4 separate regions of the Homo sapiens genome follow, and regions 1, 2 and 4 are each linked to region 3. The links are chromatin contacts, found by Hi-C or POLR2A ChIA-PET in ENCODE. All regions are on one chromosome and are shown on one strand. Each heading gives the region's core, a stretch centred on a gene start or an enhancer-like site at or near the end of the contact. The rest is flanking DNA. Distances are from core to core; before and after follow the strand shown.

Region 1 (2,700 bases), core at 126-2,625, 200 kb after region 3:
CTCCCAAGTAGCTGGGATTACAGGCGCCTGCCACTACATCTGGCTAGTTTTTGTATTTTTTAGTAGAGACGGGGTTTCACCATGTTGGCCAGGCTGGTCCTGAACTCCTGAGCTCAGGTGATCCACCTGCCTCGGCCTCCCAAAGTGCTGGGATTACAGGTGTGAGCCACAGTGCCTAGCCTTTTTTATCTTTTTTAACAGAAATGGGAATCAATGAATTTATGTTGGCATGTTTGGTAATTTTTTTGCACCTCTCTTCTTTATTTGCAAAATGGAGAGACTATAGTTGTCCTCAGTCTTGGCTGCACATTGAAATCCCAAGGGGACCATTTACAGCTTCTAATGCCTAAGCACCAGAGTCCAAATACATGAGGATCTCGGGTGGAACCTGGGGGCGTTATATTTTACAGCGCCTCCAGGTGATTCTCAGGCATGCAAGGCTGAGCCGGTGGTCTCTTCGGCGACGCTGTGGGGTTAGGTGATGTAGCATCTGTAAAGCACTTCACAGACTATCAGACATGCAATTAGAATGCAGCAAATGGCCCACGCCTTGCTTTGGGAAGAGGGTCCGCAGAGTAGGAGAGGAAGAGTAGGAAGAAAAGCGCCCCAGGTGGGTGGCAGGCTGAGCAATGCCCCACGCAGGAGTTCCAGGTGGATCTTATGGATCTGTGTGACTGCAGCACAATTTGGCAGGTGGGGGTGGGGGAAGAAATGTGGGAAAGGTGGGCAGAACCAGTCATGGAGGCTTTGAACTTGGGCTTCATCTTGTAGGGTGATCAGGAGCCATGGGACAGGATGCACATACTTGAAGGAAAGCATTTTCTAGGGGAAGCCAGGGTGGGGAAACCTCCTTACATCCGTGCAGGAGTCCCATGTCTCATGGGCTGATGTGGGTCACGTGGGGTTTGTGGAACATAAAATCCCCAGGGTCGGAATCTTGTCTTGCTCTATGTTGTATCCTTAGCACTAGAACCACGCCTGGTACATAGTAGGCACTTGGTAGAGGGTATCGATTGGGAGAATACACGAAGGACAAAAAATCCAAACGAAGGAGAAGCTTGGCAGAGGCAGCAGGGGACTGCAGGACCAGCCCTGTCAAAGCAGAATCCCACTGAACTGCTGGTGCCCCTGGACAAGCCATATCCCTTCTTGGCCTCTGTTTCTGTCGCTTAAATGGAGGGCAGGGTCCTTCTAGCTCTAATGTCCACCAATAATTAAATGCTTCTGATCCTGAACGAGTTCATGACCTTCTTACTGATGCGCCAAGTCCTAGGTGGAAACTCCATCAGAAGCCTTTGTGTTTCCCTGAGTTCTGGAAGCCTGGCCCCAGGAGGCAGAGTTGGGGCAACTCATCCTGGCTGCTGGGAAACCCAGGCTTGGATGGAAGGCAGCTTGCTGCTGAGGCTGGTGACCTTATTAGCAGTGGTTGGACCAGATCCTCTAAAGTCATTTTCACGGTTGTAGGTCCAAGTGCTGTGATGGTGGGAGGGAGGTCTTCCCAGGCAAGGAAGGGGCACTGGCCGGGGTGGGGAAGTCGGGCTCCTAGTCCCAGCTGCTGTGCCTCCCCTCTGGGCAAGCCATCTTACCTGTTTGCATGTTAGTTTCTTTAGTTGTAAAACAAGGAATTTATATTAAGTTAACTCTAACAGACCATTTTCGGTTTTCAACTCCTATGATTTTGTAGCATGCTCTCGGGTTTCTTTTATCTTTATCTCCGTGTATCTTTGTTTCTAAAAGATCCAGGCCTCGATGACACCTTTTCCTCCCTAGTACTTTCAGCCCACGAGAGAATCTAAAAGCTGACTCTGCACCTCCGGGTGCTGCCGAGCCTTTTGCACAGAAAGAAGAGAAAGCTGGATAGTTTTTTTTTTTCTTTTGCTTCTTCGTTAACAGATATTTTTAGCTTTTCTAAAAGCTTCTCATTCTGAGCCTTAAAAAGAAATAAGAACCTGTTCCAAAAATGCAAATTCTCTGGCAAGAAGCAAGAGGGGTGTTTTCAATCTTCCCTGAACGATTGTTTTCTCTCCCACAGACCCTCGTGGTGCAGCAGAGGGCAGCTGGGGTGCGGGAGGAGGTGGGAGGGTGAGGCTGTGGCCAGCAGGAGCCAGGCCTCAGGGTGCCAGCCTGGACCAGGAGCATGTGCTGGGGGCTTGCTTTCCGCAATCAGGCACTTTTTCAAGTTGGTCCTGAACGGTTCTGGACTGGATGGCAGGCTGCTGTGTGTGATTGAGAATGTTGCCTGTCTGAGCCCTGAGATGAGCTGAGGGTTCCTCCTCCCCAGCCAGCACCAGCCTCACACAGCCCTTGTAAATCTGAAAGTGCTGTTGGTAGCAACCAGGGATGGGCAGAGGCAGCCCTGTCCTGAGGGTGACATGAAAGTGAGAGCAAGCTGAAGCTCCAGTTGGCTTAGTCTTCAAAAGTGTCACTTTCAGATTATATCCCTCAGCTTTAAAATATCCTTCTTTGAAGTCCATCCTGCTCTGCCCACTATTTGTCCCCGGTGGTCACTTCCTCCTCTGTGCTCCCGTGGCCTGGGATTCACACCAGGAAAGAACGCCACGAAGAAGGAATGGTGAGTGGTATGTGTGTCTGCTTCCCATGGGGATGGGAAATGGAGAGAGAACTGCCCAGTGGGATTGTTACTTCGCCCGGCACCTTGCAGGAATCTTGCAATCACTTCTCATTTACATTTTTTATTCC
Region 2 (2,700 bases), core at 164-2,663, 130 kb after region 3:
CATTGTAAATTATGCAATTGTACCATTTAAAGCTTATTAAAGTCACGCTTTACTACACAAAGCAATTTTTGGTTATCACAAATGTGACTTATTTGTTTTGCATCACTATGAGGTCTATGCTGTTGGGTGATGTTCCCTAAAGAAGTCTTGCAGTTAGACTCACAGAGTGAAAGCGAACTGTGCATGGACACCTGAGAGATTCTTCTTGCAAATACAGAGTTATTTATCATCTACTAGTCAGCAGAGAGGGAAAACATAACAGATCACCCATAGAAATTTGGAGTAGAAAGCAGGTGCACCGAGTCCTCATCTCTGTTTTTTTCACTGTCTCAATGATTCACCCTGTCACTGGTCACTGTAGTCTATCCAGCTTCGTGCCTCAATTTCCTAATCTGCACGCGTCATATGATTGTTGGAGGGTTAAGTGAAGTAACACATGTAATGTTCTTAAAACAGAGCGTGGCATGCAGTAAGCACATCATGATTGTTAGGTATTATGGTTGTTATAATGCCATGAACAGTCCAGACTGAAATTGGATCCTAGTCCTCAAAGAGAATGCTCAGCTGAACAGATATCATGAAAAAGCAGGCCTTCCACAGCCACCACATGCCCCTGGGAGATAGGGTGCAGTGCGTAGGAATGTGGATAGCCAATTAGGAAGGACTTACAAAGTGGATATCATGCTTCTTGGAGCCTGAAGGCCATAAAATTTGCTTGAAGAAAAACCCATTAGGAGTGGCCAGGATAGTTGGAATCAGATGCCTTCCAACAATATATGGTGAGATGAGGTCCTGGCAGAAATTGCATGTATTTTGATCATTTTACAACTAAACCTCCCAGATTGTATGACTTGAACCTCATATGTCAATCTTATTACTAGACACACTGTCAGCTTAGTGTCACAATGCTCATGATGATGTGTTTTGACAGCAACATCTGTCACCCCTCCCATGGCCTCTGTTTATTTGGCTGGTGTAGCTGACGTTGTGGGGATCCCCTTTCCTTCAACTCTTTCTTGTCCATTTCTCCCAAACTCCATGGACTCTCTGAGGAATTGCTGCTTCAGATGGAGGAGGAAGGACCTCTGGCGCCAGCTGGTTTTGCAGCTATGACCTCTAATCACATGCTTAAAATCCATGTGTCAAAGAACATGGGGTTGCTTTACAAACATCAAAAAATATTTGAGTATCCGTCACACACAAGGCCCTTGGGAAGAGTAAATGTGCAGGATTTGTAACGAGACTCAGTTACAGTTGCAGTAAAGGTGAGAGTTGCAATAAAACCCAAAGCCAAAGCTCGTTTCTCTGAGAAGGTGCAGCAACCTCTCCTAACCACACTTTTACCAGCATTGTTAACAAGTCCATCTACGGGTATGTTCTGGTTTCATTTGTAGTAAGATGATGCATGAAGCTTTTCTCGTGCAACTAAGACCCATAATTGAAAACAAAATGTGTTAAGTGTTCTCATATTCTAAAGAGAGTGTTAGAAATTAATATTGGACACCTTCCATAGGCCCTATAAACAGCAGCCACCATCCTGCCACTGCCATCCCCAGGAAGTCGGGTGGCTGGCGTTCTTGGGTACATGGAGTCTGGCGGTGGGGGAGTCCCACAGTAGAGGTGGTGTCTTTCCTTGAAGTCAAGGGCAGGTCTCCAGGGGAATTATTAGGGCCCATGGAAGTGTCTGCAGCATGAGGAGCCTGGCAGCTTTCTCCCTCTGGACACTTGCTGAGCTCCAGAAGTCCCGGGGCCCGTCTTGGTGCTGCTGTCAAAGTGGAATCTGGGGGAGTCTTTAGGAGAGCTTCACACAGGTTCCCTGCAGTTGGAGGATGTGCTCGGCCATAGAGGCTGTTGTCTATTTTGGGTCCAGAGATTTCTGAAGGCAGGAGGCAAGCTGAGACCACAGTATTATATGCCTGGGAGAAAGATGCAGGTCACCCTCACCCCATTCCAGGTTTCTGAGTCCATTAGAAGGTGTAGAAGAGGTCTCAGGTTCTTGTGGCTCCATGTGGGAGAGGATGGAGGTTACTGGAGGCATGGGATCCTTGAGACTGTGGTTACAGGGTGCCCAGAGGAGGCATGGCTTTCCTTGCTTAGGAGGCCAAGGTGTAGCTGAACACCATATGCAGGAGACCACACAAACCAGCCACTGGGAGGGCACCTCTTTAGCCGAGGCACAGGCACCAGATGATTCCCTTGGAGATGATTCCCCTGATGGCCCCTCTCCCAGGGCCAGACCCATCTCCTCATCACCCTTCAGACCCAGGTAGCAGCTTCCTGCTGCTAGTTTCTGGGTCTTTAAGTCACCCTGTTGGTTCCCTTAACCTGTTCGCCCCTCTGGAAACAGTCTCTTCAATAAGCTCTTCCATAGCCCTTGGATGCGCCATCTTGGTCTGCCAGGACCCTGACAGATGTACTAGCCTCCTCACTCAGCCTTCCTCCCCCTGACCCAGCCTTCCAGACCTGGCCACGGGCCAGCGGCATTAGCACTACCTGAGTTTGTTGGCAATGCAAAGCCTCTGGCCTACCCTGCTCCGAGGGAGTCAGAATCTGTATTTTCAGAAGACCCCTGTGACCTGTGTGAAAATTTGAAAAGTGCCTGTGGGAAATGGGGAGGAGGGGTATGAAGGTGAAATCACCCCCCACCCTACATTCCATGGCCTGTTTCGATACTAGCCAGGCAGGCTCCCCAGACACCTG
Region 3 (2,700 bases), core at 27-2,526:
TTCATAAGTACTTAATGAATAAATATGAACACGCTGCTAGAAACGGGCCTTTTTCAAACATAGGTATTGGCTGGGGGTGGAGGTGGGGGCAGAACAGAAAACCCTGGAACACTGTACTTGGTAATACAGAGCATGGACTTACATTCTCACACCTTGGGTAGGGCTGCATCAGCAGCTGACCCAGATACCTTGGAATTCCTTAGCTTCTTTCTGTCTCTGTTTCCTCATCTGTAAAAAGAGATAGCGACACCTGTCTTGCAAGATGCTGGGAAGATTAAATGAATAGGCGTACACCAAGTGCTAAGTACCCGACATGCCCATAAGCACTGAAGAAGCAGTAGCCACAGTTACTTTAAACCAGAGATTCTGTCAGTCATATGGACAACTCATACTTTAGTAGCAGCAGGATGGTTTGGCCAGGGCTTTCGTGCTGGTCCTGAAGTTGGCTGTGTCCCAGTGGTAGGACTCTTGTGGTATAGATTTTCTCATTTTGGGAGCACTCTTGACAAGGGGTCACGAAGCAATTTGTGGTGTTTGTCTTTTTGGCTGTAGCTGTGGAAAGTCATGTGCCAACCCTGGGGCTTAGGGTTTAGTCAGCAAGGGCACGTGTGGAATGAGGGGGGCCCTACTCTGGGAGCCCATAGTACCCCCCAAGCCTGAGGGCTCAGCTTCCCGTGGGAGCCTGGGCTGACTTAGGGCAGCCAGGCCCCTTCAGAGCAGGGTGAAGACCTGGACCCCGCTGCCTGCTGTCTGTGCCCCCTCGGCCATCCTCGTATGCTCCGCCCCTCTACCCTGTCCTTTGGACGCCCCCTGACTTTTTCCCCTAAATTGACTGAATTGAAATTTACTTGTTTGAAACAATAGAAACCACGTGTTTCCTGATCATACCTAGCTTTGAAAACAGAAAGTGGGCAAAACAAGCCAGGCGCATAGTGGCATTGAGAAAGGCAAAGGCTAACTTCATTAAAAAGCTTCTTTGTGGTATCAGGCAGGAAGTGAAACAGCTTTAAATGGCAAACATTTCTCAATCATTTAATGCACCAGTAAGCTTGGCATTCTTTCTCCTTTGTCCCCTTAAAGAAAAAGAGAGCCCAGATATAACTCAGATGAGGAGGGGGAGGGCCCGATCCTGTGTGTTGGAGGAGTTCCCTGGAGCATTGGTCCTCACCCCCATGAAGCTTCACGGGAGGACCAATGTCAGACGTGGGTGCAGAGGACAGTGCAGTTTCTCTTGTGTGGCTGAGCCTGGGCCACCCCGGATGGATCGCTGACTTCTTGTTGGTGCCACTCACCAGCTAGTTCTCTCAAATCTGTTACCATCAGAAGCCCGGTAAATGGCAAACTTTCCTTGTTAACATGTAGGTCCATTTCCTGGGGATAGTGAAACCCCAGTCCCCACAGGTAGCATTGACCTCTGTTGCCAAATGCCATTATCCTGGTGTCCACTGCATGTTAGGCTCTTTCCACAGAAACCAAAAACACAGACAAGTGTGATAGGCTGAATCCTTTCTTGAAGAAAAAAATTGCACGTACATATTGAATAGCAAACCAATCAAAATGAAAAGGAAAACCAGAAGATGGATGCCACTGATACACGCTTGCTTAGTTGCACTTTTTAAGATTCATTTATAGATGTCAAATAGGATATGAACACATGGAGGTGTGCAGTAAATACTCCTTAATTGATGAAAAGGCAGACATATATGTGAAGATTTTTAGGGAAATACTTTTTTGGGGAAATAGCAGCCAGTTTAAGTTGGTAACATAAATGGTGCCAGATGAAATCATATTGACTGAGACCAAAGTCCAGCCAATATGAAATCGCTCTCAAATGTAATGACTTTAGCATAAAAATTCTGAGTGGTTTCCCACATCTCGTTAACCTTTGTACTGCTCTGCAGCCGTAGGGGCCAGGCATTCTCATAGGGCACTAAGGAAGTGAGAGGTGTGCCTTAAGGTGTGGCTGTAACTCACATTTCTTTTTTTTTTTTTTTTTTTTTTTTGAGACGGAGTCTCGCTCTGTTGCCCAGGCCGGACTGCGGACTGCAGTGGCGCAATCTCGGCTCACTGCAAGCTCCGCTTCCCGGGTTCACGCCATTCTCCTGCCTCAGCCTCCCGAGTAGCTGGGACTACAGGCGCCCGCCACCGCGCCCGGCTAATTTTTTGTATTTTTAGTAGAGACGGGGTTTCACCTTGTTAGCCAGGATGGTCTCGATCTCCTGACCTCATGATCCACCCGCCTCGGCCTCCCAAAGTGCTGGGATTACAGGCTGTAACTCACATTTCTGGACTTCCATTATCATCCTGTCTAATCCTATCATCACCCTGCTGCATCTGGCAAAATCCCCCTGTTCTTGAGCCTCCAAGTGGGTGAATTGGCTCCCATATCACCTCATTCCTGCTGTTGGCACAGGGCTAGTCCACGGTGTCGCAACTGTTTGTTTAGTGTCTGTCTTTCCCATACAAGCTCCTCCAGGGCACAGATCCAGAATTATACACCCCAACATCCCAGTAACTCCCACAGTGTCTGGTAGGTAATAGTTTAATAAAAGCTGGTTGAATGAAAGAGCAGGTACATTCTTTGGTGTTCAGAGTTATTAATTCCGTTTGTTGTTGGTGTTTTCTTGTGGTAGATTTCGAGTCTTGCTTCTCATAGTTATTTTTTTTTCCTAAGATATGTAATGAAGGCAGACTTCTCAC
Region 4 (2,700 bases), core at 49-2,548, 130 kb before region 3:
GAATTTAACTTTCTGGGCCTAAGTGACAGACTCAGAGACGAAGATGAAGGTTGGAATTTGGTGTCTTTTAATCTCTACCCCCTGGTTTCATCTGTTCTCAGTGTCCCTGAAGCAATGGCCTAGACAGGGTTGATGTATTCATGAATCTGAGGGACTTTCACGTGAACTTGAGGCAGGCTTGGTCTGCATGCTGCTTTGTAGCATAAAGCTTGGACCTGTGTGCAAAGTGACAGTGCAACGAGTTTCAGCCCATCCCAAGAGAGAACACAGGCCTTTAGAGCTGCCTGTGGGGCGCTGACTGGTGTCATGCCCGGGTGGTCCAAGGTCTGCAGGACCCTCTACCAAGGGCACTTCTTGGACAGGGCTCCTGACTGTCTCTCCCACCTCTGATCTTCCCCCTGTCATCTTGGTGTTAAGATGACTGGAGCAAGGGCTTCGCTCCTGGGACTCATTCTGGGTTAAACTGAAGGGAGAGTGAGTTAGAACCCAGCGCCTTAGGGAGAAGCAGATGTCGTCTACCTGCACAGACTCTGTTTCCCCTCATCTGAAGAAGCCTCAGTCCTCCACATGTTATCACCTTCTCTAGGGCCCAGGCCCAGTGGAAGCTTTTACGGGGAGGTTTCAGAGCACAGTTTCAACCAAGAGCAAACATGTAGTAGCTTCAGGGTTTCAGAAAGCTGATTTTCTGCCCACAGCACAGTTTCGGGCCTCCTGAGAATGCTTTTCTTGGACACAGTGATCTTTGGTACAAAGAAGGGCAGAGAGGAAATGGCGTGTGGATGAAGAACTGTGCCTGTTTTAGTGACTGGCGGGACATATAGGCGACTGTAGCTGCCACACTTTGTGCCTATGAATTACTCAAGCCGGGACTTTAGGTTTATGATAAATAATAATAATAATTCAGGTTTGACCGTTCCTATTTGGGTGTAAATAGAAATCTCTGATTAGGTAGTAGAGTATTTGAACCTATAGTTTGATTTGAATTCTTCAAGCAATGTGATTTTTCTCCCTAAATCAACACACTATCTGAAATCCCCCTATGAACATTGCCTTTTGTTATGAAATGCAAGGAGAAAGCACTCAGCTTGTTCTCTAAGTTCATCTTAATGTTTTTCTTGTGACTGTCTGTAGGAAATTCAAAAGTTCTAGGAGATAGAGTCCCTGTAAATCACTGTTTGGGTTTAAAATGACCTGTAAATAATGACTCATCACAATGTACTCGTAAGTATAGTTAGCATCACTTAACGACGGGGATCCGTTCTCAGAAATGCATCATTAGGTGATGCCATGGTGAGGCCGTCCCAGAGCAGTCACACACACCTTTGGCAGAGCCCGCTACACACCTGGGCTATGTGGTGTAGCCTATTGCTCCTTGTCTTCAAACCCGAACAGCATGTCACTTTGCTGAATACTTTAGGCAATTGTCACACAATGGTATGAATAAGTGTTTATATAAATATAGAAAAGGTCCAGTAAGAATATGGCATAAAAGATGAAAACCTAGTACACCCATCTAGGATGCTTACCGTGAATGGAGCTTGCAGGACTGGAAGTTGCTTTGGGTGAGTGAGTGAGTGAGTGGTGAGTGAGTGTGAAGGCTTAGATATTAGTGTACATTCCTGTAGACTTTGTAAACACTGTACACTTCAGCTATGTTAAATTTATAAAAAAAAATTTCTTGCTTCAATAATAAATTAACCTTAGCTTATTGTAACATTTTTACTTAATAAACTTTCTATTTTTTCAACTTTTTGACTTTTTTGTAATAACAGCTTAAAACACAGACACAATGTACAGCTCTACAAAAATATTTTATATCCTTATTCTATACGTTTTTTTTCTATTTAAAAATTTTTAAAAATTTGACTTTTTTGTTAAAAGCTAAAACACACACACATTATCCTAGGCCCACCCAGGGTCAGGATCATTAATATCACTGTCTTGCATCTCCACATCTTGTCCCACTGGAAGGTCTTCAGGGGCAGAAACACACATGGAGCTGTCATCTGGTATGATAGCAATGCCTTCCTCTGAAATATCTCCTGATGGACCTGCCTGGGGCTGTTTTATAGTTAACTTTTGCTTTTTAATAAGTAGAAGGAGGCAGGGTGCGGTGGCTCAGGCCTGTAATCCCAGCACTTTGGGAGGCCGAGGCGGGTGGATCACCTGAGGTCAGGAGTTTGAGACCAACTTGGCCAACCTGGTGAAACCCTTTCTCTAGTAAAAACACAAAAATTAGCTGGGCGTGGTGGCGGGTGCCTAAAATCCCAGCTGCTTGGGAGGCTGAGGCAGGAGAATCGCTTGAACCTGGGAGGCAGAGGTTGCAGGGAGCCGAGATTGCACCACTGCCCTCCAGTCTGGGTGACAGAGCGAGGCTCCGTCTCAAAAAAAAAAAAAAAAAGGTGGAAGCAGTATACTCTAAAATAACGATAAAACATATAGTAAGTACATAAATTAGTACAACATACTATATTATGATAATAGTCATTTATTATCATTATCAAGTATTATGTACTATTCACAATTCTATGTGCTAGATTTTTATACAACTGGTAGCGCAGTAGGTTTGTTTACATTAAACACGTGAGTAATGTGTTGGGTTAATGCCATGATGACAGCTATAGCATCACCACCAGGAGACAGGAACTTTTCAGCTTCATTATAATCTCATTGGATGGCCATGGTACATGTGGTCTGACA

Evidence for each region. A loop is a pair of places that touch in the nucleus more often than their neighbours do. ChIA-PET counts read pairs that join two places held with the same protein, here RNA polymerase II (POLR2A). Pooled maps may share reads with other maps.
Region 1: a map with no recorded cell type shows a loop between it and region 3 (4-fold over the local background). The contact joins two enhancer-like sites. A Hi-C loop is called at or near these places in 1 of 37 single-sample maps with no recorded cell type and 2 of 50 pooled maps. POLR2A ChIA-PET finds 5 or more read pairs at or near these places in 2 of 52 experiments (GM12878 and OCI-LY7).
Region 2: a map of natural killer cell shows a loop between it and region 3 (1.8-fold over the local background). The contact joins two enhancer-like sites. A Hi-C loop is called at or near these places in 1 of 168 maps with a recorded cell type or tissue (natural killer cell) and 7 of 50 pooled maps. POLR2A ChIA-PET finds 5 or more read pairs at or near these places in 1 of 52 experiments (CD4-positive, alpha-beta T cell).
Region 4: a map of GM12878 shows a loop between it and region 3 (2.5-fold over the local background). The contact joins two enhancer-like sites. A Hi-C loop is called at or near these places in 1 of 168 maps with a recorded cell type or tissue (GM12878), 19 of 37 single-sample maps with no recorded cell type and 12 of 50 pooled maps.

Annotation. Positions count from the first base shown.
Region 1 is chr2:8,277,611-8,280,310 of GRCh38, reverse strand. The region is part of intron 7 of LINC00299 (long intergenic non-protein coding RNA 299); the gene reads left to right. Among named protein-coding and RNA genes, the nearest start is that of LINC00299, 49 kb to the left of the region's middle. RefSeq lists a silencer at 2,295-2,344 and an enhancer at 2,079-2,580. Within about 2 kb of position 1,375, at least 3 of the 41 ENCODE cell types and tissues checked have a DNase peak (open chromatin) inside an H3K27ac peak, as active enhancers do; they include GM12878 and OCI-LY7, where a contact is called at or near this core.
Region 2 is chr2:8,345,129-8,347,828 of GRCh38, reverse strand. No RefSeq gene overlaps it. Among named protein-coding and RNA genes, the nearest start is that of LINC00299, 18 kb to the right of the region's middle. Within about 2 kb of position 1,413, at least 2 of the 41 ENCODE cell types and tissues checked have a DNase peak (open chromatin) inside an H3K27ac peak, as active enhancers do; they include natural killer cell, where a contact is called at or near this core.
Region 3 is chr2:8,476,252-8,478,951 of GRCh38, reverse strand. No RefSeq gene overlaps it. Among named protein-coding and RNA genes, the nearest start is that of LINC01814, 110 kb to the left of the region's middle. Within about 2 kb of position 1,276, at least 12 of the 41 ENCODE cell types and tissues checked have a DNase peak (open chromatin) inside an H3K27ac peak, as active enhancers do; they include GM12878, OCI-LY7 and natural killer cell, where a contact is called at or near this core.
Region 4 is chr2:8,604,394-8,607,093 of GRCh38, reverse strand. The region is part of intron 2 of LOC105373411 (a long non-coding RNA gene); the gene reads left to right. Among named protein-coding and RNA genes, the nearest start is that of LINC01814, 22 kb to the right of the region's middle. Within about 2 kb of position 1,298, at least 4 of the 41 ENCODE cell types and tissues checked have a DNase peak (open chromatin) inside an H3K27ac peak, as active enhancers do; they include GM12878, where a contact is called at or near this core.